Regions from separate parts of the Homo sapiens genome. Here region 2 is linked to region 1. Evidence: chromatin loops called from intact Hi-C (ENCODE). Cell type or tissue: PC-3. All regions are shown on one strand.

Region 1 (8,000 bases):
ATTTTGCTAACTTTTCTTTCATCTTTTCAACATTATGTTGAAACTTATCATTATGTGTCTAGGCAGTAAGTTTCAGAGCAGTTGGGCATTTGAATATTACAACATTCAGAGTAATTTATTCCAGACCATTAGTATATATTGTATATCTATTTAGTCTAAAAGTTTGACAAAGTTTATGACAGTGGCTGAGGAAGAGGAATCCCTACAGAAGGAAGAAAAGAAATTTCATTCTAGCTGGCTAGACTAGACGGCATTTCCTACTAAGCTCCCCAAATATTGGCAATTGGCAAGTAATGATTTTGGTATAAATTATACACTTTGATATGTACAGAAAAGTTATGGAACATTTTACATGAAGTAATAGTATTAAGTAATTTGATTGAACTAATGACTGCTTAATCTGATATCTGACAAAATAAGCAACACTAAATATGACACACTTGCCCTTTATGGACTTAAATTCTGGAACAGTCCAAATTTCCATTTTTACTGTTCTTTGTAGATCTTTGAATAACTTTAATAAACAATCAGGAAACTTTCAACCTTCAGCTTACAAATTGCATGGCCACTTCTAGATAGATTGCTCAAATCTTAGTTATTCTTACTAACTGACAATAACTGTATCTAATTTTTAAAGTAAAAGTTCATTTCTTGTTTAATTTTCTTTGAAGCATAATCATTCTTGTTATAAGTTGTGTTCAGGGACACACCTCTTGATAGATGATTAAATGTCTCTCCTATCCTTGGATCCTCTCTCCCCTTCTTAACTTTCATTATATCAGAATTGTTCCCATCAGATGAGTAGCTTCAAATAACAATGCTTATATATTTCACTGGGAATTTAACACCTTTAAAAAAGGTGCTGGTGTAATCAATCAATACAAATAACCAAAAAAGGAAAAAAACCCAACTAATCTTGATTACATGCTTTTAAACATTTTTAAACACTCAAGCTACCTGCTTTTAAAGAATCACAGAAAAATGGAATATAACTTGGCTGTGCACTGATTTGTATAGGCAGTCCAGTAGACACAGTGAGGGCGCAAGCTTCTCTATTACTTTAAATCTTTGAGAATTTTGGTGAGCCTATGATTGGATATAGTGATATAGACTGAATAATCTTCTTTTGAATTCAAATGAATCTCCAGCAATTTTCTTCTTCCACTATGATGAAAATAGTTACTGTTAAATCAGTTGGTTCCTACAACCTTGGAACAATTGCAAGAGCATTTATACAATTCGGCAAAATGGAAGGGAATCAGAGGCATAATTGTCTAATATATACACTCAAAATATCTACTCTATGGTACAGACGTTTGTAGACACACACATTCATTTTCTTTGCTTATTCTTTTTAATAATAATAACTAACACGTACATAGTCATTACTAAGTGCCAGATACCGTTTTAAAACTGTTACATAGTATTGATTAATTATCTTCACAACAATCCAATAAGGTAAGTCTTATTATCCTTCCACTTTACAGAGGCGGAACTGAGGCAAAGAGATGTTAAGTTACATCCTCAAGGTCATATGGATGGCGAGTAGCAGGTGGAATTAAATCCAGGTCTCTATATTAGAATCCATCCTCTTATGTGTTGATGTATTTCTCTCTGCCTATATTATAGACTTCTTGAGGGTAAAGACTTTCTTATTCAGTGACAGAGTAGACATGACTCTGGTTTCAGAGACAGACAGACATGAATTAGAATTCTAAGACTTCATAAGTTAACTTAGACAAATTATCAGTACACATACAAATAGTGGTGTGCTGTAAATTGACTCTCCAAAACAACAACAACAACAAAAAACAAAGCCCTAATTTATACTTTCTGCTGATTTCCATGACGTAAATACTCTTGACATGACAAATTTCAAGTTGCCAGTGATTTCGCAACAGGCTTGCAAAATTTCTGAAATTTCAATAATCAGCAAAATGGCTCCAACACATCGCTGATGGAGGGTGGGTAACTTGTCACTCTTGTTTAAACTCCTGGGTCATCAACACTAGAAAAGCACTTGGCATGTGGTGGTTGCTCATTCATATTTATTAAACGAATGAATGAGAATGTCCCTTATACTCCTTTTACTCACAGTTTACTGTATTAGTAAAATATTCATACTTGTAGGTAGGTTGTTGAATGTCTTAAGTATTAACTGAAAAAAAAGTCTACAAAAAGCCTACCAAAATGCTTGGCACTTAATGGAACTCACAGGTTAATTTTTATCCTTTGGAATTCTCTCTTGTCTTTAAAGTGCCTTCTATCTAGCAGGTAAGTACTAAATGAATGAATGAATAAATGAGTGAATGAATGAAATTAGTAAAAAGCATCAGTTTCAAATGAATATGCTTGTTATAAATTGTGTTCAGTGGAATAGAGAATCTAGAAATGAGGCTGTACACCTCTAGCCATCTGATCTTTGACAAAGTAGAGAAAAATAAGAAATGGAGAAAGTACACCCTATTCAATAAATGATCCCGGGATAGCTGGCTAACCATATGCAGAAGGATGAAACTGAATTCCTACCTTTCACCATATACAAAAATTAACTCAAAATGAATTAAAGATTTAAATATAAGACCTCAAACTATAAGAATACAGTGGGGTGCAGTGGCTCATGCTGTAATCCCAGCACTCTGGGAGGCTGAAGCAGGAGGATCACTTGAGCCCAGAAGTTTGAGACTAGCCTGGGTAACACAGTGAAATCCTGTCTCTACCAAACAAACAAACAAACAAAAAACAGCCTAGTGTGGTGGCATGTGCCTGTAGCCCCAGCTACTTGGGAGTCTGAGGTGGGAGGATGACTGGAGCCTGGAAGGTAGAGGCTGCAGTGAACAATGATTATGCCACTACACTCTAGCCTGGGCGACACAGGGAGAAGCTGTCTCAAACAAAAACAAAAGCAAAATCAAAAACAAACAAAAAACAAAACCAGAAAAACCTATAAAAGTCTTATGAGAAAACCTAGAAACACAATTCTGGACATCAGCTTTGGGAAATAATTTATGACTAAGTCCTCAAAAGCAATTGCAATAAAAAGAAAAATTGACAAGTGGAATCTAATTAAACTAAAGAGCTTCTGCACAACAAAAGAAACTATCAGCAGAATAAACAGACAAGAATGTGGGAATGACTCGTCCTTCTTCCGTTCTACAGAATGGGAGAAAATATTTGCAAACTATGCATCTGACAAAGCCCTAATATCCAGAATCTATAAGGAACTTAAATATTTTAACAAGCAAAAACCAAGCAACTCCATGAAAAAGTGGGAAAAAGACATGAACAGACACTTCTCAAAAGAAGACATACAAGCAACTAATAAACATGTGAAAAAATGCTCAGCATCACTAATCAAAGAAATGCAAATCAAACCACAATAAGAAATCATCTCACTCCAGTCAGAATGGCTATTACAAAACAAAAAACAAAACAAAAAAACCCCAAAACCCAAAACCAGATGCTGGTGAGGCTGCAGAGAAAAGAGAATGCTTATACACTGCTGGTGGGAATGTAAATTAGTTCAGCCACCATGGAAAGCAATTTGGAGATTTCTCAAAGAACTTAGAACTATCATTTGGAGATTTCTCAAAGAACTTAGAACTATCATTCAACCCATCAATGCCATTACTGGAGATATATCCACAAGAAAATTAATAATTCTACAAAAGACACCTGCACTCATATGCTCATTGCAGCACTATTGATAACAGCAAAGACATGGAATCAACCTAGGTGCCCGTCAATGGTGAATCGGATAAAGAGAAAGTAGTACATATATACATGGAATATTATGCAGCCATAAAGAATGAAACCATGTCCTTTGCATTATCCCAAGTGAATTAATGCAGGATCAGGAAAGAAAATACTGCATGTTCTCACTTATAAGTGGGAGCCAAACACTGCACATGCATGGAGATAATAACAATAGACACAAGGAACTAATAGAGTGGGGAATGAGGGAAGGGGTCAAGGGCTGAAAAAATTTCCTATTGGGTACTATGCTCACTACCTGGATAACAGGAACCAGTTGTACCCCCAACCTCAGCATCATACAATATAACCATGTAACAAACTTGCATATGTACCACCTGAATCTAAAATAAAAGTTGAAATTATAAAATAAGATAAAAGTGTAAAAAATAACTTGTGTTTAGGAACTCACATCTTCACATATAATTGTTTCTCCCACCCTTAGATCTGAACTTTCCTTCTTAACTTTCCTCATAGGAGAAGTGTTACCATCAGATGAGTAGGCAGGGTCAATTTTAGTCTTTATTAATGTGTAATGGATATAAATATGTGACAGAATTTACACTTTTGTGACTTCCCCATACTTATAAGGGGCTTTCTTGCCTTAGCACAGGGATGTGAATTCAAATGTCTACAGAAGCCAAGCTATTATTAATGTAAATGATTGAAATGTGCTCAATGTCAAGACAACAGGGAATGATTGGCATTTAGGTAAACTGGAGATCCCACACCCAGCATATGGACACGCAAATTTAAATATTTTTATACTTCTGTGCGAGCCAAACAAAACAAGTCTTGGGCTGGGTTTGGCTCATGGGTACACAGTATTTAATCTTTGCCTTTGTAATGGTAAAAATCATGAACTGGAGCCAACACTGGTTTGATTTGATATCTAGTTTTTCCGCTTTACAGCAGGTGGCCCTAGCAAGTTACTTAACTACGCTGCAAAATCCAAGAGGTCGCTATGATTCCCAGAGGAGGAGGCTCTGGGTGAGATCGGGAGCAAGTGCAGGCATACCTGAGATGAAATGTTAATCCTCAGATAAATCACCGGGCAAGGGAGTCAGGGACCATTTTACTTGCGTCTTTTCCTTCCGCATATAGGACTGGAGAAAGAATTCTCCGTCTTATTATTGGAGACCTCCTAATACAATAACTGATTCTCAATCTTGACTGCCCATTGGAATCACCTGTGGAGCTTAAAACTCTTGATTCCTGAATTCTAAGCCCAGATACTTTGATGTAATTGATCAGGAGTTTGGTCATCATCAGGTGATTCTAATGTGCAGCCAGGGTTAAGAAACATATAAATTATGAATTATATGTTTATATTGTATGAATTATATGCTAAAAGATGCAATGAGGAAAAAAATTGTATGATTTTCTGTGACATTATGTGAATTGCTTTTATGTACCATTGTAGCTTGCGATTTTCTTTGACAAATGAATGCACAAAAGCTATTTCCACTGAACTTCAAATATTTTTAAAAACAGCCGTAAAATATCCAAACTGCTTTCTGTTAAAAAAGGGAATTCTGCCTTCATGGGACATGTAGAATTACGTGTGATTGTTACTTTAAGACATGAATATTCCATCAATTATCTCTTGCTCCCTGAATTCTGCTTTGCCCTCTATACGAACTCCCACCAAGAAAAAGCTTAAATGTTTCACCTAATTCTCCATGCGGCTGCTTACCTATTTAGGTTAGGGTACAAGAGTTGATGAGAAATTCTTTGGGAAGCCAAGCACAAGTTTTTGCTTTCAACTATTTATAGCAATCAGCTGGCTTTTCCAGTCCCTCATTAGATCAATCATGGCCATTGTCTTACAGTTGAGTGGGAAATCGTTACAGGTGGAAGAAGGCACGATGCCGCTAATTCAGCAGAGGCCCCCGCCTAACAGGAAAGCTGCAAGGAATTACAATCAAATAGGAGACTTGTCAGGGGAATGGGGTTGCTTCCAAGACAGAATTTCTGAAGACTCTCTGGATTCTGGGTTGAGCATAAAATAAAACGTAGAGAGAAATTGCAACAAACCTACATACACATAAGAGAAGACCACCCTTTTTTTCAGGCACAAAGTCTGGTGTTGGACTTCCAGCATTAGCTGAAATGCTGCTTGGTACTGACACGCTCATATTTGGCGGGGGCTTATCTTTTTTACGGGCCATTTATTTGGGAATGGGTTTTACAGGTGGCTCTGCTGTGGGGTCCAAATCCTGGGCTTACGTAGCATAGCATGCTGCACATCTTTGCAGCTGAATCAAGTGCCACGTGTTATGGGCTGTTGCTGGCCAACAATTTGGGAAGTTCTTTTACCCTCTCTTTGCTTTTTCCCTGGGCTGTTGAGCAATGATAGTCAAAGGCCAGCTGAACCCATCATGAGTGGGAGGCAAAAGAGAAATTGCTGGTGTCCAGATTTTTTCTTGGGCCTATATATGGGCTCTCGGGTGACCCTGGGAGCAGGTGGGACTAATTTGGCACCCTTCCCAATAAAACCTGCCTCAAAAAATCAGTTTATTTGAAGGAGTTAACGAAAGTACTAGATATTTTTTACCCACTGACAGAGGGAAAACTAGTGCACACGTCTGAATAAATAACTGAAAATGGCTTCTCACTGTTCAGGAAGTACAATCAATTTGAAATTAGGATTATGGAAACATCTGCGAAAATTCAAGTGTCATCTCAATTTGGGCTCATTCAGATCCTGTATTTTTCAACTTCCCAAGCAGTGCATTTAAAATCTAATCCTAATTAACACACATAGTTTAATTATAGCCAACAAAATATTCTACAAAAATTGTGTGTGCTGGTTGGGGGGATGGGTGGGGAGGGAGGAGGCGAGGGGGAAGCCAGACAAATGTTCCCTGATTGTAAAAATTCTTGTTTGGTTAATAATATAAATCCCCAAGATTTTAAACACACACTGAAGTTTGCTTAACATGAATCAAAGTAACATAAAAAAGCATGGAGCCTGAATTCTGTTCTAGTTCTACTTTTTGCCTTCTTCCTATTTCTTGTTAACCTGGAAAGAACAAAGAACTTGTTCATTTGGCTCTGTTACTTTTGTGAAGACCTTTGTCGCTTTGTTTATCTTCTTTCTCTGATCAGAAGATAAACCTTTATGGTTGTGTGTGAGTACAAATAAAGGAATAAATCTACTTGCATAAAGCAAACTTTATGGTCTGTTGTTTTAGTGATGAGAAATACCTCCAAGGATTTGAAGGTTTAACTGAGAGGCACGCCAATACGTTTTGATGCTTTATTGGAACCTCATCCTAATCAACCAAAACACAGCAATCAACCATCTTGCAGAATTATCAAAGCTTTTCCCCTCCCAAACCTGGCATAAGTGGAATGTGCAAAGGGAAAATAAATTTTAAGAAAACAAAACAAAAATCAAGTAAACAAGAGGGAAAAAGTCCCCATTTGGAACCTCAAAAATCATTTTAACTAAAATTAACTCTGAGAGAAAGCTTAAAAATTCAAGTAGACTTAGTCTTGGTCATTTTGTATGATTATTTTGGTCAATAATAAGTCTAAGAGAAAAAGTAAAATTTTCTTATTTTCTTACTCATTTTGCTCCTCCATCACGTAGGTTAAAATACAGGGGACTGACTTCTGTTCTAGATTCTGTTAGCAGAATTGTATTGTACTGTTATTGTTGGAAAATGAAAAACAATAAAAGAAAAAAGTAAAATTCTGAAAATTTTACTGTGGTGTTTGCTGTTAATTAAATTTGACCCTCTGTTAGTATTAAACTAGTCTATATTTCTGAGGATAAGGAGGTGATATTTCTTCTTAGATTAACATTACTGCGATTTCCCGCATGTAAGCCCAGTCTTGAAGACAAAATTCATTTGCTTCAGTACTTAATGATCTATACATTTTCTTTGTCTATAAATCAATTCCATTCCTTTATTCATCACGATTTCCAAAAATTTATAACAATGGAGGCAGTTCGTAGTTGGCTAATAGTAATGAATTAGTTACAGAGAATGTGCTATGATATTTTATAGAAAAGAACCCTAAATTTCTCTGCAGAATCCAGTGGCTCAGACAGGCCTTAATCATAGGAATGTCAGATATTTCCATACTTACAGAATAAAATTTATAGACTAGAATAAATCTTGAAAAGTTGTAAATAGTTGTATAGACTAGAATAAATCTTGAAAAGGTGTAAATTTTGATTAAATTTTACCTATTGACCTATTGTGTAGTTAATATTTGTAATTTTTTGCCAATTC
Region 2 (8,000 bases), 82 kb before region 1:
TGACTAGAAAATTGCTTGAGGTTCTAGTTCTGAAATTAAAGCTTTAGTTTGTCTGAACAAACAAGCAAATAAAGAAAAATAGAATAGTAAAGTATCTCTAGATGTCCTAATGGTTCTGATAATTTCACTAATACAAGATCTTATATGTATTAGAACTTGTTTGGTTTCTGATAACAGAATTTCGATTCAAATTTGCTTTCCTCAAATAAATGAATGAATGAACAAATGTAACAAAATTAAATTTACCCAGTTACATAACTAACAAGTCCATGAGCACAAGACCAGTTTCATTGTCTTCTCTGCTAGTCTCTGCTTTTCTTCTCATTGCATTTTTAGTAACACAGACTTTTCTCTCATTTGTGGCTCAGGTTTCCTTCTTACTACTCTAGAAAGTATCACGGCTGACTTTTGGTCACTCTCATGGCTTGACTCAGATTCATCTTCATGGGTTTGAATCATTATTCTGGCCAAAGGGTTGTAATATTGGCATTATCCAGGTCTGAGTCACATGTTCATCTCAGAATCAGATGGTACGTTCAATTAGACTCAGACTGACATTGGGGAAGGGATATTTCCCCATTACAAAATTGAGGTGTTGTTTTCAAAAGAAGGAGAATGGATGTTATATAGGCAAAAGCCACAGCTATCTCTCAGAGATCCTCTTTTTAGTTTTATCCAAAATGGAGTCAATGGTTAAAACTATTGTACTAAAAATATTTTCTTATGTAATAATTCATTTCTTCATTTTATGTTCATCAACTGTCTTTCAAGACACAATAGTGATCCAATATAATTACAGATCAACCATCCATCCAACCAACCAACACAAAACCTGGATATTGTAGGTTGCATGTATAATTCTCTTGGACTTTCTGATAAATTGGAAATAGCTTTGGGCCCTTCAACCCTGTCCCTACTTTCTCTATCATCTTAGAAGCCTGGGCTGGAAACAGCTACTAACGTTTGCTTTAATACAGCTTTTTAAAGACCTAACTATGCATCAGAATCACCAGCTGTTATTAGAAAATACTGATATCCAGGCTCCATGCTCAGAGGTTCTTATTTCATTAACCTGTAGAAAGAATCAGGCATTGGAATATTTTTGAAAACACTCTAGTGAGTCTCATAGGCTGACAGGGTTGGGAACGTCTGTAAGAATTGCTCCCTTTGCAGTGACTTTAAGGGGCTCTGTGAATCAGGAAATACAAACAATGAACACAATTATACCTGCCATAGTTCCAGTCGGCAACTATTGACAGCTGCACAATTCCCTCCAGGTATACATATCCCCCTGTCCATCACACCTCTGCAAAACCCAGCAAACACAACTGTAATCACAATAGAGAAGTTCACAGAAAGGTTGACACCAAAGATGTGTTTTTCCTTTTGCTCATGTGCTAATTTTCTTTTCACATTTATAAACACTGAGTGGTTTATATTTTTGGCAGGGTTGTGCTTCTGAGTTAATATGCATTGTGAGTGCCAGTTAAGCAAAGTTTTCCCAAGAATTTAACATTGTTTGTGGTTTAGAGGTCACTCATAATGGCTTAAAGAGTTTAGCTGGAGTTTTGATCTTGCATTTTTTGCTTTTCCTACAGAATGCTACTATTTTTTCTTAATTAATTAAATATCTTTCTTTAGGAATGTACAGGGTGTACCATGAACAATTCTGACATGTGATTTAATCTATGTGGGACTACATTTTAAATACATTTGGGAAGGATTGAACAATGAAGTGGAGCCCATCAATATTGGTACTGAAAATGAGACAGTAAGTTGATATAGAGCAAAATCCACAGAAAATTTAGGAAACCACAGAATGCATGTGATATCTAAACTTAGATATCACATGTTATGTTTAATTATCTCCCAAATCATTAAAATATTGTGGGAATTTAATTATTCTGGAATATAAAAAATACATATTAAATTGTTTTCCTCTCAGTTGTACTTTAAATCATTATTTTAGGTTTGGAAAATCACAATAACATAAAAATAGAGCAAATAAGACTTGTAGGGAAATAAAATTCAGGAGTGATTCTCTGTTTTCACTTCAAAGAGATCATTGTTCTGTCTTATAGATTGTGAGAGGATTACAGGAAATTAAAGTTCTAGAGTAAATAAAACCATATTTGAATTTTCCCAATGTCACAGTTCAAACCCCACAACCTGGCACAGTTGACATTCTAATTGAGTCTATAAATTGAGTCAGCTTTTGGAATTGATGTATAAACTGAAAGATAACTCATGAATTGTAATTGTGTTTGATTTGAATTTTATTACTTTTGGCCAAAGGCATTACAAGATTTACACGGTAAGAAGGAGATACAGTATGGCCTCCAAAATGATTTATGAAAATTAAAATAGAACAAAGATAGAATGAGGTATTGAATGTATGAATTGGTAGTTATAGAGATGATATCTTAAAATAACTTACCAGGTCAATAACAATTGTTTCTTTCCTGATGTAGAGACCATTTGATATTTAGCTAGGTTATATACAATAATTCAGCCATGGAAATTAGCAAAATCTGAAGGTATAATGAGAAAAAGAATAAATATGAACATTAATTAAATCTCAGGCCCTGACTTAAAGGAGTAATTCTTCACTTGTTTAAGATACCTATGTGAGATGAATCATTCCACTAAAAATACACACTGTCTGAGAGTTCCAGTTGCTCCATATACTCACCAGCATTTGGTATTATCAATCTTTATAATTGTAGACATTTTAGTAGAAGTGTAGTGGCATTTCATCATCGTTCTAATTTGCATTTCCCTGATGACTAATGATATTGAGCATTTATTCAGATGCTTTTTTTGCCATATGTTTATCTTCTTTGAAGAAATATCTGTTCAAGTCTTTTGCCTATGTTTTCATTGGGTGTTTGAGTTCTTATCATTGACTCGTAAAAGTTATTTATGTATTCAAATGCAAATTCTTTTTCACATATATGTATTGTAAATATTTTCTCCCAGTCTGCTGCTTGTCTTTTTGTTTCCTTAGTGCTGTCTTTAGAAGGACAGAAATTTTTAACTTTGATGATGTCCTATATATATATTTTTTTCTTTTATGGCTTGTGCTTTTTGCATCCCCTCTAAAAAATTTTCGCCTATTCTAAAGTTGAAAAGATTTTCACTTGTAAGCTTTATGGTTAAAACCACTTAAAAAAACTACATGGAAGTTTTTTTTAATTTAAACCTTAAGTTAAACATGCACTTACCATACAGCATAGGAATTCCCCTGGTAGGATGCAAGGCATACCTCTTGGGTCCTGGTAGGACCCAAGAGGATGCAAAGGCATAAGAACGATACAATGGACTTTGAGGACTTGGAGGAAAGAGTGGGTGGCGGGGGGCGAGGGATAAAATACAACATATATGGTGCAGTGTATACTGCTTGGGTAATGGGTGCACCAGGATCTCACAAATCACCACTAAAGAACTTAGGTAGCCAAATACCACCTGTACCCCAATAACTTACGGAAAAATAAAATTTTAAAAAAGGAAATGAAAACATATATCCGTAGAAAGATTTGAACACAAATGTCCAAAACATCTTTCCAAATGAAAACAACCTAAATGACCATTAACAAGTGAATAGATCAACATATGTTGTACATACACACAATGTGGCATATGCATACACAGCAGTACAAAGGAACAAACTACTGATACATGCAACAAGGTGGATTGACCTCAAAACATGATGCCGAGTGAATGGGGCCAGAGAGAAAAGAATACAAACTGTACAATTCCACTTACATAAAATTCTAGAACATGAACAGTGAATAATCATAGTAATAGAAAACAGATCAGTTGTTTCCTGTTCAAGAAGTGGGGGAAGATTTGACTGGGAAGGTGCATAAAGAAACTGTTGGGAATGATGGACATGTCCTCTATCTCGACTGTGGTGTGGTTACATGGGTGTGTACAATTGTTGAAATTCATCAAACTGTCCACATTTTAATGCACTTTAACATATGTAAAAACTGGGAAAATGTGATTAAATGTTATTAAAAATACTGCAGGGTTTGCCAGTAATGGGATACTTATTAAAAATCCATATGAATGGATTTTAAAAATGTGATTATTGGTAGAATTTCAAGCTCTTAAATCTCCAAATTCCTACATTATTATTTATTTTTAAAAATAAGAAATTTTTCTTAAAGGAAATTTAAAAAATACAGGAAAATTAAAATAATAAAAAAATTACTCCTATATCAACACTCAAACCCAATTTTTTCTCTATGCTTTGTATTTTTCTTTTTACAGTTTTAATCACATTGTTTATATAATATTGTAGTCTACTTTCTTAAATTAACATTATATTTTAAGGATTTTTCCAAAGAATTAAATTCTTATGGTTTGTGCACAGTTTTTACTACGTGATTTTAACTGTACACAATATTCAGGGAATACATAACATAAATTATTCACAATTATCTCCTATTTTTGAACACTTTTCTTTCTTGTTTGCACTTGTACTTTTCCCCTATCTAATGCTGTGATGATTAGCATACAATGTTTTCCACATTGAGGATTATTTACTTAGGGTAGATTCCCAAACACCTTGATCAAAGGGTAATACAGTCAACATTATTACTTGTAACCAAAAGATTAAAACTTGCTTCTTCTCCATGGCTTTTCTGTTAGTTTTCTATTCTAGGAAACCTTTCATTCTTTTAGCTTTCCAATTAATTATTGTTTTTTTGAGGCAGGGAGCAAAAGAGAAAGAGGATTTTCACCTACTCTCTGAATGTACTGCGTTGCCTGAATTAGCCTCATCTATCTGTCAAAGTGCCCAGAAACCATGATGATAGGAGCTGTGGAAATAGATATCTAGCATATGGGAACCTGCTTATAATTTCTTGCTCACAGCATTTATCCCACATACAGCATTTATCTTTAAAAGAGCAAGACTAATGAACCCGTATGTATTGTTTTCTACTTATAGCATATCCTCATTTGAAATACATCCCATGAAAAATAAAACTCTGCTAATGAGTAAGGCATTGCAACGTATTATAGTGAGTAGTGTCATAATACCTTGGTTCTTGCTTTTGCCACTGACCTTATTGAGTTCTTTTTTTTTTTTTTTTTTTTTTTTTTTAGTTAGAGAGAAAACTTATTGTCCGTAAAAAGCTTTAATCATCTCTGACCTAGAATACTATGTAACCATACCTTTCAATAAAAGTTAATCATGCTTCAAGAATATTGAGATTGGGCAAACAGATTACTGAGGAGGTGTCCATTTGGGGCAGTTATTTTTGCATTAACAAAGGATTCACAGTAGTATTCCCAGAAATGTTGTGAATCGCAACTCTGGCATGGTTTACAAAAATTCAGATTGTGATCAACTCATTCAGGAATACATCTGTTACTAAGTGATGGGCAATATAAAATAGTGGTTAAGCTCTGTCATTTAAAATCTGTATATTTTGGGGCAAGTTACATGGTCTCTCTAAATCTGAATTTCATCCTTTGTGAAATGGACAATGAAGCAACTTTCCTCACAGTTTGTTGTGAAGTTTAAATGAGATAATGCATATATAATACATGCCCCATACATTGTGGATACTCAATAATAGACATGATTGTGGCTGTGTTTATAGAAAATGCAGTACCTAGGAATAATTCCATAATACCTCACAATTCTACTTGTTCTTTTCTCATTCTCGATTCTTTGAACTCTTATCCCTGCACAACTTTGGCACAGCCTTCCACTTCCCTCATTTTCAAATCTTGACCTTTCTTTTGGGAGATAAATAGCACTACACCTTCATATTCTCCAATAAAATGTTAACATAACCACTTGGACTAAAACCTGGATGTCCTCTGAGGACCTTATTACTCGGCAACCCTCTTGCTCTCTCTTCTTCTTAGCGCATTCTACCCTTCACAACCGGGAGGAGACATCGTGTCCCCCTCTACACTATGCTGTCTTTAAATCAAAGTTTCCCTTCTTCCTCCTACACTGCATCTTTGAGGCTCAATCCTTCTAGATAGATCGTCATCTTTTTCCCATGGTGATCATTTACAGAGCTTTTCCTAGGCACTTTCCATCTTTCACTAACTTTTGGCCTCAGCATTTTTTTTTTTTTTGAGGTGGAGTCTCAGTTTTGAGATGGAGTCTCAATCTGTCACCCAGGCTGGATTGCAGTGGCACGATCTCAGCTCACTGCAACCTCTGCCTCCCGGGTTCAAGCAATTCTCCTGCCTCAGCCTTCTAAGTAGCCGGGATTACAGGTGCACGCCACCATGCCTAGCTAATTTTTGTATTTTTAGTAGAGGTGGGGTTTCACCATGTTGGCTGGGCTCGTCTCGAACTCCTGACGTCAGATGATCCACCTGCCTGGGCCTCCCAAAGTGCCGGGATTACAGGCATGAGCCACCACGCCTGGCTTGGCCTCAGTATCTTTATTTCCTGTCATCATTCTTGGGAACTTGGCTTGTCAGCTTCTTCACTTCTCTTTGCAGTGACCTTTCCATCTCCACCCACTCCAAAATCTCAAATGCATATATTCTTCTCTCCAACCACAACTTCCCATAATTCTGGTGCTTCCTACTTCATGGCAGTAAATCCATTGATCCTGTTTCTTACTCATAATCCTTCAACTCATGTATCTTATCACTTTCCTTCCTTTCTAGCTTAGATTTGGTGATACATTAACTTAATTTCTCCCTTCCAAATATTCAAATGCTCTTGCCCTGTCTCCTTCTGCTGTATAAACTTTGTAAAATTCTAATCTTGGTTTGACTTTTCTTGCCCTTTCCATATCTGCTCATGAAGAAGGGAGCAGATATAGCTTGTTCCTCATAGCTGAGGAATAAACCAAAACATCAGACCTCAAATGGCATCTGAACATGACTCCATAATTCTACATTAAAAAAATTAATCAGTATTTTAAAATTTGTTTTACTCTCATTTCTTTCCTTCTCATTTTAGCTAATAACTTAGTGTCATCACGAACATAGAAACTATAAGATGGAGACTTTGTTACTTTCTTCATCACCAAAATTGGTGATCCAAAGCTGTCTGCAATGGTACTTATCTCTTTCTTTCTTACTATTAAAATGAAGGAAATATCCCTTCCCCTTCCAAATGCGGGTACTTGCACACATACTCCAGATCTCAACCCTTATCACTTTTGACTTTCTTAAAGTCTTTGCTCAGTTGCTCATTCTCTCTCCCCACTTCATCGTCAATCTTTATCTTCCTAAATTATCTTTCCCATAACACAAAGATGCTTTATTATCTCCCATCTCCACACTTCCTTGACTCTGGAACTCCTGCTATTACCCCATGGTCCCCACCTTTTCATAGCCTGGCTTCCCAAGAGTGGCTTGCAAAAACTACCTTTACATTTTTACTGAATTCACTCTTCAACAAGTTCTAGAATGGCATCTACGCCTGCCAATTCACAAAAACTGCTTTTGTAAGACCATCAACAACCTTCATGGTACCAATTTCAAAGATCCATTTTCTGACCTTATCTTTATTGACCATCTAACGGCATCTAGTGATATCTTTAATGAAATAAGACCCAATTCTCTAAAATTGGCTGATGCAAAGAATCTCCAAATGGGAGAGAGGCGGTTGTGCCTGTAAACTTCTCTCCATTCCCAAGATGCATATTTATTTCCTTTGGGAGACTTCCCAGTAACCATATGCCACACAGAAGCCCCTGTTCCTTCTCTTCTCTAACTTCTAGTTCAGATGTGGTGGACTTATCTCTCAGTACTCTTAATTCAGATGTAGACTTAGGCTCTTCTTGAAGATCTCTCAGCACAGTGGGAACATGTAAACAAACTTACCTGAAAACTCAGGAATAACAAAAGAAAATACATCCAGAAAGAATTTAGCACACCAATATTCTGTTCTACAGGCATGGCTCATTCATCTGCAGTGTGGGGCTCCCAAAGTGCTCAAAAAGAACGGTTTGTGGTCCCACTGTTACACATGAGGGGTCTCCTTTGGGCAGAAAATGACCCTCAAA

Evidence for each region. Peaks named below come from ENCODE experiments on the same cell type or tissue, not always from the same donor. Only the 100,000 strongest peaks of a DNase experiment are listed, where the experiment ranks them.
Region 2: it touches region 1 in a loop (3-fold over the local background); 2 of 110 quality-filtered maps call a loop at or near these places.

Annotation. Positions count from the first base shown.
Region 1 is chr3:18,628,580-18,636,579 of GRCh38, forward strand. No RefSeq gene overlaps it. Among named protein-coding and RNA genes, the nearest start is that of SATB1-AS1, 190 kb to the left of the region's middle. In PC-3, a CTCF peak has its summit at 4,689 (motif pointing right); no DNase peak of the experiment used is centred here; H3K27ac peaks cover 2,169 bases.
Region 2 is chr3:18,546,423-18,554,422 of GRCh38, forward strand. No RefSeq gene overlaps it. Among named protein-coding and RNA genes, the nearest start is that of SATB1-AS1, 110 kb to the left of the region's middle. In PC-3, no CTCF peak of the experiment used is centred here; no DNase peak of the experiment used is centred here; H3K27ac peaks cover 1,177 bases.